Regions from separate parts of the Homo sapiens genome. Here region 1 is linked to region 2. Evidence: chromatin contacts called from ENCODE POLR2A ChIA-PET data. All regions are on one chromosome and are shown on one strand. The core of a region is the stretch at or near the end of the contact, and the rest is flanking DNA. Distances in the headings are between cores, read along the strand shown. Region 1 has its middle 28 kb from the start of ACTN1-DT. Region 2 holds the start of RDH12 (retinol dehydrogenase 12).

Evidence for each region. ChIA-PET counts read pairs that join two places held with the same protein, here RNA polymerase II (POLR2A).
Region 1: POLR2A ChIA-PET joins it to region 2 with 16 read pairs in H1. The contact joins the enhancer-like site here to the promoter of RDH12 in region 2. POLR2A ChIA-PET finds 5 or more read pairs at or near these places in 2 of 52 experiments (H1 and activated T-cell).

The regions. Positions count from the first base shown.
Region 1 is chr14:69,004,735-69,011,241 of GRCh38, forward strand. No RefSeq gene overlaps it. Among named protein-coding and RNA genes, the nearest start is that of ACTN1-DT, 28 kb to the left of the region's middle. RefSeq lists an enhancer at 135-1,334. Within about 2 kb of position 4,222, at least 3 of the 41 ENCODE cell types and tissues checked have a DNase peak (open chromatin) inside an H3K27ac peak, as active enhancers do.
Region 2 is chr14:67,697,303-67,703,629 of GRCh38, forward strand. It overlaps RDH12 (retinol dehydrogenase 12), which reads left to right and starts at 4,584. Exons shown (of 9, transcript NM_152443.3): 1 at 4,584-4,633. It also overlaps a transcript of GPHN not described here.

The sequences.
Region 1 (6,507 bases), core at 2,972-5,471, 1.3 Mb after region 2:
ATGAAGTTATAAGGATGGGGCTCTGAGCCAATAGGATTAGTAAGAGGCACAAGAGAGAGTGAGCATGCTCTGTCTCTGTCTCCCTCCCTCCCCTTCCTTTCCCTCCTCCCTCTTCCCCCAGCTCTCCCTGCCCTCTCCCCATCTTCTCCTCCCTCACCACCCTCTCCCTCACAGAAGAGCTCATGTGAGCATACAGCAAGACGACAGCCACTACGAGCCAAGAGGAGAGGTCTCAGAGTGAAAGCTGCCTTGCTGGCATCCTAAACTTCCAGCCTCCAGAACTATGAGAAATCGATTTCTGGTGTTCAAGTCATCCAGTCTCTGGTATCTTGTTGTGGAAACCCGAGCAGTCTAACACACCAACCTCCAACACACCCAGCTCTAGAGGCTCCTGCTGCCACAGGGTGAGCTGGTTAACACTGGGAGGGGATTGGGGGAAGATGATAGACCGATAGATAATAGATTGATAGATATAGATAGATACTGCTCCTGTCCTTTCCATTCGCCCCCTTGAAATTCTACCCTCAGAAATTCACCTTTAAGGAATGAGAGGAATGTAGCTGCCTCTTCCAAGAGACCTCCCAGCCTCACCTTCCCTAGCCCAGATTGGTCTCTCCCTCAGCTGAGATTCATCTTCATCCTCCCGGCCCTCAGCCCTTGCCTCCTCCAGCTCCTGGCCATCCTCTCATCCCAAGGGTACGTCCTTCGGCAGCTGGGCTCATTTATTCCTCACACTGGTTTCTTCTAAGTAGGGAAGTTTCTAAACCTTTCTGTGAAAAAAGAAAGAAATCCTGCAGGGAAAGGGGTTCAAACAGGTTGTACAACCCATCCCCAGAGTCTGATTCACTTGGTGTGGGCGTGTGCCTGAACTCTGTATATTAAGCAAACACCCTGGTCTTACACCGAAGACCCTCTGCTGACCTTATGAAAGAGACTGTGTAAGAAATGCAGATGCCTGGGCCTCACCCCAGAGATCCTGATTCCACTGCCTCTTCCTTGCCTTGTGGCTTCACCCACTTCCAAACCCCCTGATTCTGGTGTGCTGCCAGGGATGAGAGCCACGGACTTACCGGGTGCTCAGGGAATAAGCATTGACCTGAATGAAGCTGCTGGGTTGACACAGGCATCCTTCCGGGAGGGGTGAGTCATTCAGCCATGCTGCCAGCTGTGAACAATTCAGTCTGGGGAAATACAAAGAGACGTGGTCCCTCTCAGAGTTTCCATTCCCACATGGAAAGCTGGTGCTGGGAAGTGGCTGGGCAGCCAGGCTGGGCGCTGGGAGGAGTGCAGGGTGAGGATGAGAGAAGGGCTGTACCCACACTATGCTAGGCCGACTCCAGGCACTGGCTGTGTCCAGCTGGTTCAATCTTTCCAGCAAACCTGCGAGGAGGGATGTCATAGGTGAGGAAACCAGGTCTGCAGAGTTGAGGTGTCTGGTCTTGAACCCACGTGTGTCCTAACCATGACATGGTCCTCCTCCAGGAACTGTGCGGGGGCAGAAAGAGGGCTCAGGGATCCAGCCTCAGGCATTGGCCTCAAGGGATACGGTGGCAGGGGTGTCTTAGAAGCCTGCTGACCAAGGGTTAGGATCTCTCCATCAATTGGTGGCTGAGGGTGAATCCCACCACCTCCGCCCTCCACCCATCCTCTGTGTCTCATTCCACCTACTCTGGCCTTATCACCCCTGCCAGACTGTGAGATCCAGTGGAGGGGCCAGGCCAGGCCCCTTATCCACATTTATTGCTCACCCCCACCTCCCCAGTTCGGGGCAGGCCCTCAGCAAATCAAGTGCTAGGGCTGTGAGTAGCGGGAGAGTTCTGAGGGGACCCAGGGACTGCAAAGTTAGAGGCAGCCCGGGGTTGGAGAGGCAGCATAGAAAAGCCAGTGGTCCAGAACACAACCTGCCCAGCCTCGCTGAGTGGCCCTGGGCTGGCCACTTCACCTGCCTGTGCCTCAGTGTTCTCATCTGTAAATGGAGAGATTCATTGCACCTCACTCATAGCATTGCTGTGAGAAACAAATGAGGTAAAGTACGCAAGGCGCCTGCTACGTCACAATAAGTACATTATTGAAATACTGTTTGAACCCTGGCTATCATTATTGTCACCATTATGTTGTTACTATTATTGGTGCCTATTTCCCAGTTTGGCTCTGGGCAAGCAGTTACAGGCACCAGTTACGGACCTTGGACTTTGAGGTGGGCTCCTGTCCTGGACTTTTCTGGTCTTCTTTCCAGTCGTGGGGATGGTCAGGCCAGGTGACATTTACAGTCAAGGACCTTGGTGGATGTGGGATTTGGAACCCACTAAGCCAGTGGCGCTCAGCCTTGGATGCCTGTTAAAATCACCTAGGGAACTTCAGAAAATCCTGATTTCCCATTAAATAAAAATCTCTGGGGGTAGGACTCAAGCATCAGGATTTTGTAAAGCTTCCCAGGAGAGTCCAGCAAGCAGTCAAAGTTGGGAACCAGGGCTCCAAGAGAATTTCTCATTCACAGGAAAGAAAATCCTTTGGCAGCAGGAGACTGGGCTTGGGAGTTAGAGGAGTTTAGCCCTTGACCTATCAGCTACAGGACCTTGGGTAAGTTACTTACGATCACTCAGACTCAATTTCCTCATTTACAAAGTGGGGGATGGTACCCACCTAGCAGTTAATGAATAGCATTAAACTAAAGAGGGTGTCCGACACAATAGGCATTTAATATATATTATTATTATAGTCCTTAATGGGTTATCCTTCTAATATGTCCAAGGAGATATTACAACACACACACACACACACACACACACACACAAATCAGTGTTCAAATTCTGTTTCCAGGCCAGGCGCGGTGCCTCACACCTATAATTCCAGCACTTTGGGAGGCGGCCAAAGCGGGCGGATCACCTGAAGTCAGGAGTTCGAGACCAGCCTGGCCAACATAGTGAAACCCTGTCTCTACTAAAAATACAAAAATTAGCCAGATGTGGTTACAGGTGCCTGTAATCCCAGCTACTCTAGAGGCTAAGGCAGGAGAATCACTTGAACCTAGGAGGCAGAGGTTGCAGTGAGCCAAGATTGAGCCACTGCACTCCAGCCTGGGTATCGGAGCAAGACTTCATCTCAAAAAAATAAAAATAAAACCACAGTGCTGTGGCTGTTCTGGTGGAAGGGCTGACCTGGTACTTTGGGAAGTGGCAAGAGGCCACACCCACAGAACCTGCCTGCCATCCTGGGCCAGGACTACTGTCTGAGGTGAGGGTGGGAGCTGAATTGCAGGGAAACTATCATTCAAGCTTTTGCCTTAACAGACAAATTATGGTGATGGCTACCTTTCCTGAGTTGCCACCATATAGCAAGCATATTACATATTCTCTTGTTAAATTCTCCCAACATCCCTAAGATTTAGGTATTAATGCCCCTAGAGGGAGTATCTTTGTTCATTATTCAAAAATATTTATTGAGGGGCCAGGTGCAGCGGCTCACATCTGTAATCCCAGCACTTTGGAGGCCAAGGCAAGAGGATCAGTTGAGCCCAGCAGTTCGAGACCAGCTTGGGCAACATAGTGAGACACTGTCTATATATATATATATATATATATATATATATATATATATATATATCCCTTGCCATGTGCTTGGTCCTTTTTAGAAGCTGGGAATTCAGCAAAGTCAACAAAGCCCCTGCCTCATGGGGTTTATGGTCTAGTGGAGAGGACTATATTCCTTGAATAATCACAGGTCAATGCAGCAGAAGGTTTTTGGCAACATGCCAGATTGCACTGTTTCAGACAGCCCCTCTCTCATTACTATAAAAATGCTGTATAAAATACAAGAAAAACACTTGAACATACAAAGCTGAGCTCAAGAGAAAGGAAAACCCCAGATTCCAGAAATAGTTCCAAGAACTCAAAGCCAGAAAATGGAGTGAGAGCTAAGCCTCCGGTTTGTGAGGTTTTGACTAGATATAGGCCCTAAGGCCTAGAGCCCAGAGTTCTAAAGCCCCTTCAAAAACAGGAGGCAGCCCCAGGCTGTTTGAGGCAGGAGAGTTGGAACTGATCCAGCTGAATACAGCTTGGAGCCTTGAGGAGTATCCCAGTCACAGAAAAGAAAGGCTGGAAAAACTACCAACTGGGCCTGCAGAAGGAGCAACAGTTTTCTCACTGTAGAAGTCTTGGGTGGGAGAAAAGTTCACGTGAAAGATGGAAAGGCCAGGCCTCCCTCACTTGGAGGAGAGAGATGGACTGCTCCCGCCTCATCCCCTGCTTTGGCATGCCACTGGTCCCAGGATTCCTATGCCAAAAAGTTAATCTAAAAGTTAGTCCAGAGGCCGGGTGCGGTGGCTTACGCCTGTAATCCCAGCACTTCGGGTAGCTGAGGCAGGCGGATCATTTAAGGCCAGAAGTTCGAGATCAGTCTGGCCAACATGGTGAAACCCCTTTTCTACTAAAAGTACAAAAATTAGCCAAAGGTAGTGGTGTGCCCCTGTAATCCCAGTTACTCGGGAGGCTGAGGCAAGGAGAATCAACCTCACCCAGGAGGTGGAGGTTGCAGTGAGCCAAGACCATGCCACTGCACTCTGGCCTGGATGACCGGAGACTCTGTCTCAAAAAAAAAAAAAAAAAAAAAAAAAAAAAAGTTAGTCCAGAACCTAGGGCCCTGACAGAAGCAAAACCCAAGGTACTCTGTACATTTTCACAACCCAGCCTCACAGGCATTCCACAGCAAAAACAACCTTCCACTGGAAATGAGTTTCCCAATTGAAAATTACAAATCACACAGGGAAACAAACCACCATAAGAGATAATCAGTAAATACAAAACCAAAGCCAAACCAAACCAAACCAATCAGAATTCATCCCCTAAGAAGCAGGAGTAGTAGAGAAACCTGAAGTTATAAAATAAATAGGTTAAATAATTCTAGAGAATTTTTAAATAGAAAAGAAATAATAATAAGAAACAAGATAATATTAAAAAATGTTGGGAAACAAATCAAACAAAGTTCTAGAAATGAAAAATACAGCTTTAAAAATTATTTAGGGCTGGGTGCAGTAGCTCATGACTGTAATTTTACCCAGCACTTTGGGAGGCCAAGGTGGGCAGATCACTTGAGGTCAGGAATTTGAAACCAGCCTGGCCAACATGGTGAAACCCCTCTCTACTAAAAAAATACAAAAAAATTAGCCAGGCATGGTAATCCCAGCTACTCTGGAGGCTGAGGCAGGAGAATTGCTTGAACCCGGGAGGCGGAGGTTGCGGTGAGCCAAGATTGCCCCATTGTACTCCAGCCCAGGCGACAAGAGCAAGACTCCGTCTCAAAAAAAAAAAAAAAAAAGGATTATTTATTAAAATTAATGGATTAAACAGCAGAACAAGATGGAGCTAAAGACACGCTTAGCAAACTGGGTGATGCCTCTGAAAAAAATCACCCTCTCAGCAGCACAGCAAGAACAGTATGGAAGCAATTGTGGCTAAGAGACATAGAGGGAAAAATGAGATCAAAGAAGAAATGAGGAAGGAGCAATATTTAAAGAGAAAATGGCTGAGAATTGATCAAAACTAAAGAAACACCTAAATCTTCAGTTTAAATAAGCATCTGAAGACTTAAGAATACATAACACAAATTCACACCTTAGGAATGTTAAAAGGTAAACTGAAGCACATTAAAATGTTAAAGAGTTTATTTGAGCAAATAGCAACTCATGAATTGGGCATCTCTAAAACAGAGGGTTTTATAGGGTGATTTTAAAATAGACTTTTTTTGTTTGTTTGTTTGTTTGAGATGAAGTCTCCCTCTGTTGCCCAGGCTGCAGTGCAGTGGAACAATCTCAGCTCACTGCAACCTCCACCTCCCAAGTTCAAGTGATTCTCATGCCTCAGCCTCCCAAGTAGCTGGGATTGCAGGCGCCAGCCACCACACCTGGCCAATTTTTGTATTTTTGGTAGAGACAGGGTTTCAGCATGTTAACCAAGCTGGTTTCAAACTCCTGACCTCAGGTGATCTGCCTGCCTCAGCCTCCCAAAGTGCTGGGATTACAGGCATGAGTCACTGCACCCAGCCCTAAAACAGAGACTTCAAAGCAGGCTTGGGGCTCTGCCAATGGGGTACAAGGGGAAGGCTTTTATAGGGTGAATGCAGAAGAGAGCAAAAAAATTATTTGACTGGTTAATGTTTGAGCAATTGCCTTATTCAGACTATCCTATGGGAATTTCGAGATGATATAATATACACCCAGTTGGCCACCTGTGATTGGCTGAACTTAAGTTTCATTTTCTTGTTCTTTTCTTTTTTTTTGTTTTGTTTTGTTTGGTTTTTGAGACAGGATCTCACTCTGTTACCCAGGCTAGAGTGCAGTGGCACGATCACAGCTCACTGCAACCTTCGCCTCTTGGGCTCAAGTGATCCTCCCACCTCAGCCTTCTGAGTAGCTGGGACTACAGGTGCACACCACCATGCCTGGGTAATTTTTTTTATTTTTTGTAGAGCCAGGGTTTTGCCATGTTACCCAGGCTGATCTTGAACTCCTGG
Region 2 (6,327 bases), core at 3,334-5,833:
TATTTGAGGAAATAACATTTGAGCGGAGGCCAGAGGGAAGTTAGTAGGCAAGCAACATAGACAAGAGTGTGCTGAGCAGAGGAAAGACCCCACCTGAGGGTTCACAGTCAGAGAAAGCAGGGTGCACTAGAGCAACAGAAAACCGTCTAGGGAGAAGGGAGAGTGCCAGAAATGGCAATAATAGCCAGTGCTTAAATACTGCTTAATTATGGCCAGGCCCTGTCCCAATGATTTATATATATATATTAACTCTTAATTCCCATAACAACTCTAAGAGGTAGGTACTATAATTTTCCCTATTTTACAGACAAGAAAACTGAGGCACCGTGTAAGCTAGCCTAGGTCAAAGAGGCAGAGCTGGGATTCAAACTGAAGCAGGTGGTGTTCCATGAGAGGGCCCTATATGCAAAGTGGCCCCCAAATGCCAGAGGAGCCAAGACACCAAAGGTTGAGGCAGACAAATCCAGTTTCTTGGTAAGGGTGTTTTACTGTGGGAATTTACAGACAGAAATGTGGGCTTGGGTGGCAGATTTCTGTACATGTAAGCTCCACACTCAGAGTTTATATACTGTAGGGAAAGAGTCAAACTGCTCTGTGCAAGACAATTAAAGGTAGCCCTCCAGAACAGGCAAGAATGCTACATGTGTAATAGATAATAATTTGTGCAATAACATCAAGGTTGACATGTTCTTACACTAGGGACAGTAAATAAAGTAGGAATCAGGAGATATTCACAGGACTGGGGCTAATCAACATTGCAGTCAACATTGAAGTCAGCATTGCAGATTAGCATCCCAGATGCAGTCACTTTTGTCCACCAAGTTGTATGCAGGGTCTATTGTGCCCTTAACTATTGAGCTATATTGCCAAAAGATGAAGCTGGAAATTTCTCCCCATACTTGTGTGTATTTGCATATCCATATAAAATTTGCATATAATTTCAGGTGGTTTATAGACACATTGGAGCCATAATGGAATCTAGATTAAAAACCATTGATTATCTCTACTAAAAAATTAGCTAGGCATGGTGGTACACATCTGTAGTCCCAGCTCTTTGGGAGGCTGAGGTGGGAGGATTGTTTGAGTCAGGAGTTGGAGGCTGCAGTGAGCTAGAATTGTGCCACTGCACTCCACCCTGGGTGGCAGAGCAAAAACCTATCTAAAAGCAGAGGGAAGCTTTGAGGAACCCTAACATTATGAAATGGGTAGAGGGAGGGGAGCCCAAAAATTGACTGAGAAACGGCCAGAGAGGTTGGAGATGTATCAGACAGGGTTCAATCAGAAGTGAGAAACTACACAACAATTTGAACAGGGAAAGTTTAACATAAAAAAATTATTAACTATAATGGGATTGGAATAATGAGGGACTGGATAGTATAGGAGCTGTTATACTTCTCCTGAAAAGAAAAATAAATATTTTATGCTCTGAGGAGGATTTGGTCTCTGTTGCAGCTACTCGACTCTGCTGTTGTAAATGTGAAAGCAGCCATAGATAATATTTGAACAAATGTGTTCAAATGTTACTGTGTTTACTGTTCAAATGTTACTGTGTTCCAATGAAACTTTATTTACAAAAACAAACAGTGGGCTGCATTTGGCCTGTGGGTCATGGTTTGCCAACCTGTGTGCTAGTAAGAAGAAAAGAGAACTCTAAAGAAGATAAAAGGGCCAGGCATGTTGGCTCATGCCTGTAATCCCAGCACTTTGGGAGGCCGAAATGGATGGATCACCTGAGGTCAGGAGTTTGAGACCAGCCTGCCCAACATGATGAAACCCCATCTCTACTAAAAATACAAAAAAATTAGCTGGGCATGGTGGCAGGCACCTGTAATCCCAGCTACTTGGGAGGCTGAGGCAGGAGAATCACTTGAACCCGGGAGGCAGAGGTTTCAATGAGCCAAGTTCGCGCCATTGCACTACAGCCTGGGCGACAAGAGCGAGACTCTATCTCAGAAAAAAAAAAAAGATAAAAGGCTGGATGTGGTGGCTCATCCCTGTAATCCCAACACTGGAAGGCCAAGGCGGGAGGATCACTTGAGCCCAGAAGTTCGAGACCAGCCTGGGAAACCTAATGAGTCCCTGTCTCAACCAAAAATTTAAAAAATAAATGAATAAATAAACAAAAAATAAATAAATAAAATAGGCAGTGTACTGGTGTGTGCCTTTGGTCCCAGCTACTCCGGAGGTTCAGGTGGGAGGATTTCTTGAGCCTCACAGGTTGAGGCTGCAGTGAGCTGTGATTGTGCCACTGCACTCCAACCTGGAAGACAGAGCAAGACCCTATCTCAAAAAAAAAAAAAAAAAAAAAAAGAAACAGAGAGAGAAAGAAAGAAAGTTATGTGGATGTAAAAAATCTTCACCTTTTTAAAGCTTTTTTTTTTAAAGTGATCAAAACACAGTAAGTCACAGGAATTACCTTGATAAAACATTAAGAAAAATTTTAGGATAGTTACTAAAAAGTAAAGAAAAACCTTTTGTAATATGATTGTTTTTCTTTATTGGAACTCTATTTAGATAACCTGGAAGACAAACTCAATGAAAAGAATACTTGGATTTAGGCTGGGCGCGGTGGCTCACGCCTGTACTTCCAGCACTTTGGGAGGCCGAGGTGGGCGGATCATGAGGTCAAGACATCGAGACCATCCTGGCCAACATGGTGAAACCCCGTCTCTACTAAAAATACAAAAATCAGCTGGGCGTGGTGGTGCGCACCTGTAGTCCCAGCTCCTTGGGAGATGGAGGCAGGAGAATCGCTTGAACCTGGGAGGCGGAGGTTGCAGTGAGCTGAGATGATGCCACTGTACTGCAGCCTGGAGACAGAGCGAGAAAAAAAAAAAGGATACTTGGATTTAATTAAAATACAGGAAGAGTGTGTCCAGAGTTATGAGTGTACACTATATTTTTGAGGAAAGTAAACAAGGAAACTTGTATCTTAAGCAGGACAATAAATATGTCTCAGTAACAGCATCAAAAGTGCCCTGGTTATAGGAAATAATTTAGCTATATCGAGAAAAGCCAAGACTACAGAATCAAGTTATATTGGAGGAAAATGGTTTTGTTCCAGAGCTTTAAGATAAACATTTTAGCATCAGGCCACACCAGAGTTAGAACCAGAGAAAAAGATTACAGAAGGCCGGGCACAGTAGCTCACGCCTGTAATCCCAGCACTTTGGGAGGCCGAGGTGGGCAGATCACGAGGTCAGGAGATCGAGACCATCCTGGCTAACACGATGAAACCCCGTCTCTACTAAAAATACAAAAAATTAGCCGGGCGTGGTGGCGGGCGCCTGTAGTCCCAGCTACTCGGGAGGCTGAGGCAGGAGAATGGCGTGAACCTGGGAGGCGGAGCTTGCAGTGAGCCTAGATCGCGGCACTGCACTCCAGCCTGGGTGACACAGCAAGACTCCATCTCAAAAAAAAAAAAAAAAATTACAGAAGTTGGCTGGGCATGGTGACTCATGCCTGCAATCCCAGCACTTCGGGAGGCCGAGGCGGGTGGATCAGCTGAGGTCAGGAGTTTAAGACCAGGCTGGCTAGAATGATGAAACTCTGTCTCTACTAAAAATACAAAAATTAGCTGGGCACGGCGGCGAATGCCTCTAATCCCAGCTACTCGGAGGCTGAGGCAGGAGAATCACTTGAACCTGGGAGGCGGAGGTTGCAGTAAGCGGAGATCTTGCCACTGCACTCCAGCCTGGGTGACAAGAGCAAAATTTCATCTCAAAAAAAAAAAAAAAAAAAAAAGTCAAAGATTACAGAAGTTGACAAAAAGGTTGAAGGAGAGGATTATCATTTCAACCAAGAAAAACATGTATCTTTTTAAGGGTATAAAGAACGAACAACAACGATTCATGACTTGGGAATCATGTGCAGCGAGGTATAGCACAAGTAGAATTTTTTGAGATATAAATTTGAGAAGTTTTAGAAAAGAAATAGATTGTAGAATTTAAAATCAAAAGCTCTTGTAATTCACTAAGAGCAAATTTATACTTTAAGACAATGTTATTTTAACATAGAGGACCAAAATCTCAATCTTTAGAAACACTTATAACTTTTTTTTGATTATAGCCAACTTAATCACATATACATTTAAAAAAATTTTAAAGAACTTTATTATAATTTCTTTTTTTTTTTTTTTTTTTTTTGAGATGGAGTCTGTTGCCCAGGCTGGAGTACAGTGTCACTATCTTGGCTCACTGCAAACTCCGCATTCCAGGTTCAAGTGATTCTCCCGCCTCAGCCTCCCGAGTAGCTGGGACTACAGGCATGCGCCACCATACCTGGCTACTTTTTGTATTTTTAGTAGAGATGAGGTTTCACCATTTTGGCTGTGCTGGTCTCGAACTCCTGACCTTGTGATCCGCCCACTTCAGCCTCCCAAAGTGCTGGGATTACAGGCATGAGTCACCACGCCAGGCCTATTATGATTTCTGTAGACTATTTATGACATGTTTGAACTTTTGTTTTGCCCTACCCTTTCTCTTTTATAATTAACCTGTCATTTTGCTTTAGGAAAATAATTTACCATGTAATAAATTATTATCATGCAGTGGCATGATCAGCTCATCGTAACCTCAACTCCTGGGCACAAGCAATCCTCCCTTCTCAGCTTCCTGAGTGGCCAGGACTACAGGTAAGTGCCACCATGCCAGACTAATTTTCAAAATTTTTGTAGAGACAGTATCTCACTGTGTTGTAGAGACAGTGTCTCACTATGTTGCTTAGGCTTGTCTTGAACTCCTGATCTCAAATGATCCACCTGCCTTGGCCTCCTAAAGCATTAGGATAACAGTCATGAACCACTGTGCCCAGCTTTTTTAAAAATTTAATATATATATATTTTTTAAATGGAGATGAGATCTCATTATGTTGCCCAGGCTGGTCTCAAACTCCTGAGCTCAAGTGATTCTCCCACCTTAGGGTCCCAAAGTGCTAGGATTACACACATGAGCCACCATGCCTGGCCTGTGCTCAGTTTTTTAAGTTTTTTTCTATTAACCATTTTTATAGCCTGTGAATGTCAGATATTTACCTAAGCAAGAAATTTAAAGTTAAATACATGGGTATTTTGTTGATAACTCAGAAGGTTTAGCTGTATTTCTTAAACCAACAATATTAAATTAGTCTTACTTATAAAAAAAATCACACAAAGATTATTTTGGTTTTGGCTGGGTTCATAGTTTTTTACCTTTGTGCCAAATCCTGACCCTGTAAAATATTTAATAAGACAAGTATAAATCTGACCATAAATCTAGGCAAATATGTATGTTGACAATTTTGAAGACATTTTAATATTTATTTTACTAATAATTTTAAAGCCAGTTTATTTATTAAAGAATTACTTAAGTCATGTGAACTTGGAAAACCTTTGGGCTTACTAATTTATGAGTGCTCATTTATCTATAAGTCAATTGGGTATCATGTAGATACAACATATAACATATTACATGTATATATGTAAACACATCTAAACACACATATATATGCACAAATAGAGATCTTATACCTTTATTTTTTGATTTGTCTTTTGAAACAGGGCCTCACTCTGTTGCCCAGGGTAGAGAGCAGTGGTATGACCATGGCTCACTGCAGCCTGGACCTCCCAGGCTCAAGTGATTCTCCCACCTCAGCCTCCTGAGTACCTGGGACTACAGGTGCGTGCCGCCATGCCCAGCTAACTTAAAAAAGTTTTTTTTTTGTAGAGTCAGAGTCTCACTATGTTGCCAGGGCTGGTCTTGAGCTCCTGGGCGCAAATGATCCTCCTACCTTGGCCTCCCAAAGTGCTGGGACTGCTGGCATGAGTCACCTCATCTGGCCCTTATAGTTTTCATTTTAGAATTTTAGTCATGAGATAGTAATACAAACTCACCAGTTTATAAAAGATAGTTGGATCTAAATTATTTTTGGAAAAAATTGGGACCTGTTAGTTCACATGGCTAAATTTTATTTGTCCCAATAGGTAATCTAATGAAGGCTGTGAGCCAAAATTTTTGGGTAAGGTAGTTCGATGGCAGTTTTATTTTAAAAATCTTTTATCCTTTTATTCAGTTTCAAATGAGTTTAGAGTTAGGTTTTTAATGTTAACATTTTAGCTTGAACTGGCTGAATCGTATAAGAAAAACAAAATTTCTAAGTCTTCTTAAGTTAGTAATACTATAAACAGTGAGCTTTATCTCAACACAAGTAGAAAAGTCAGTAGTTTCAAAGTAGGCAGAAAAAATATATAGAGGTAGACAGAGAACTTAGACGATCCTACATGTTAACTCTGTAGTTCTGGGTGGACCACTTGAGTTCTAATCTGTCTATTATTTTAAGATGTGCACAACA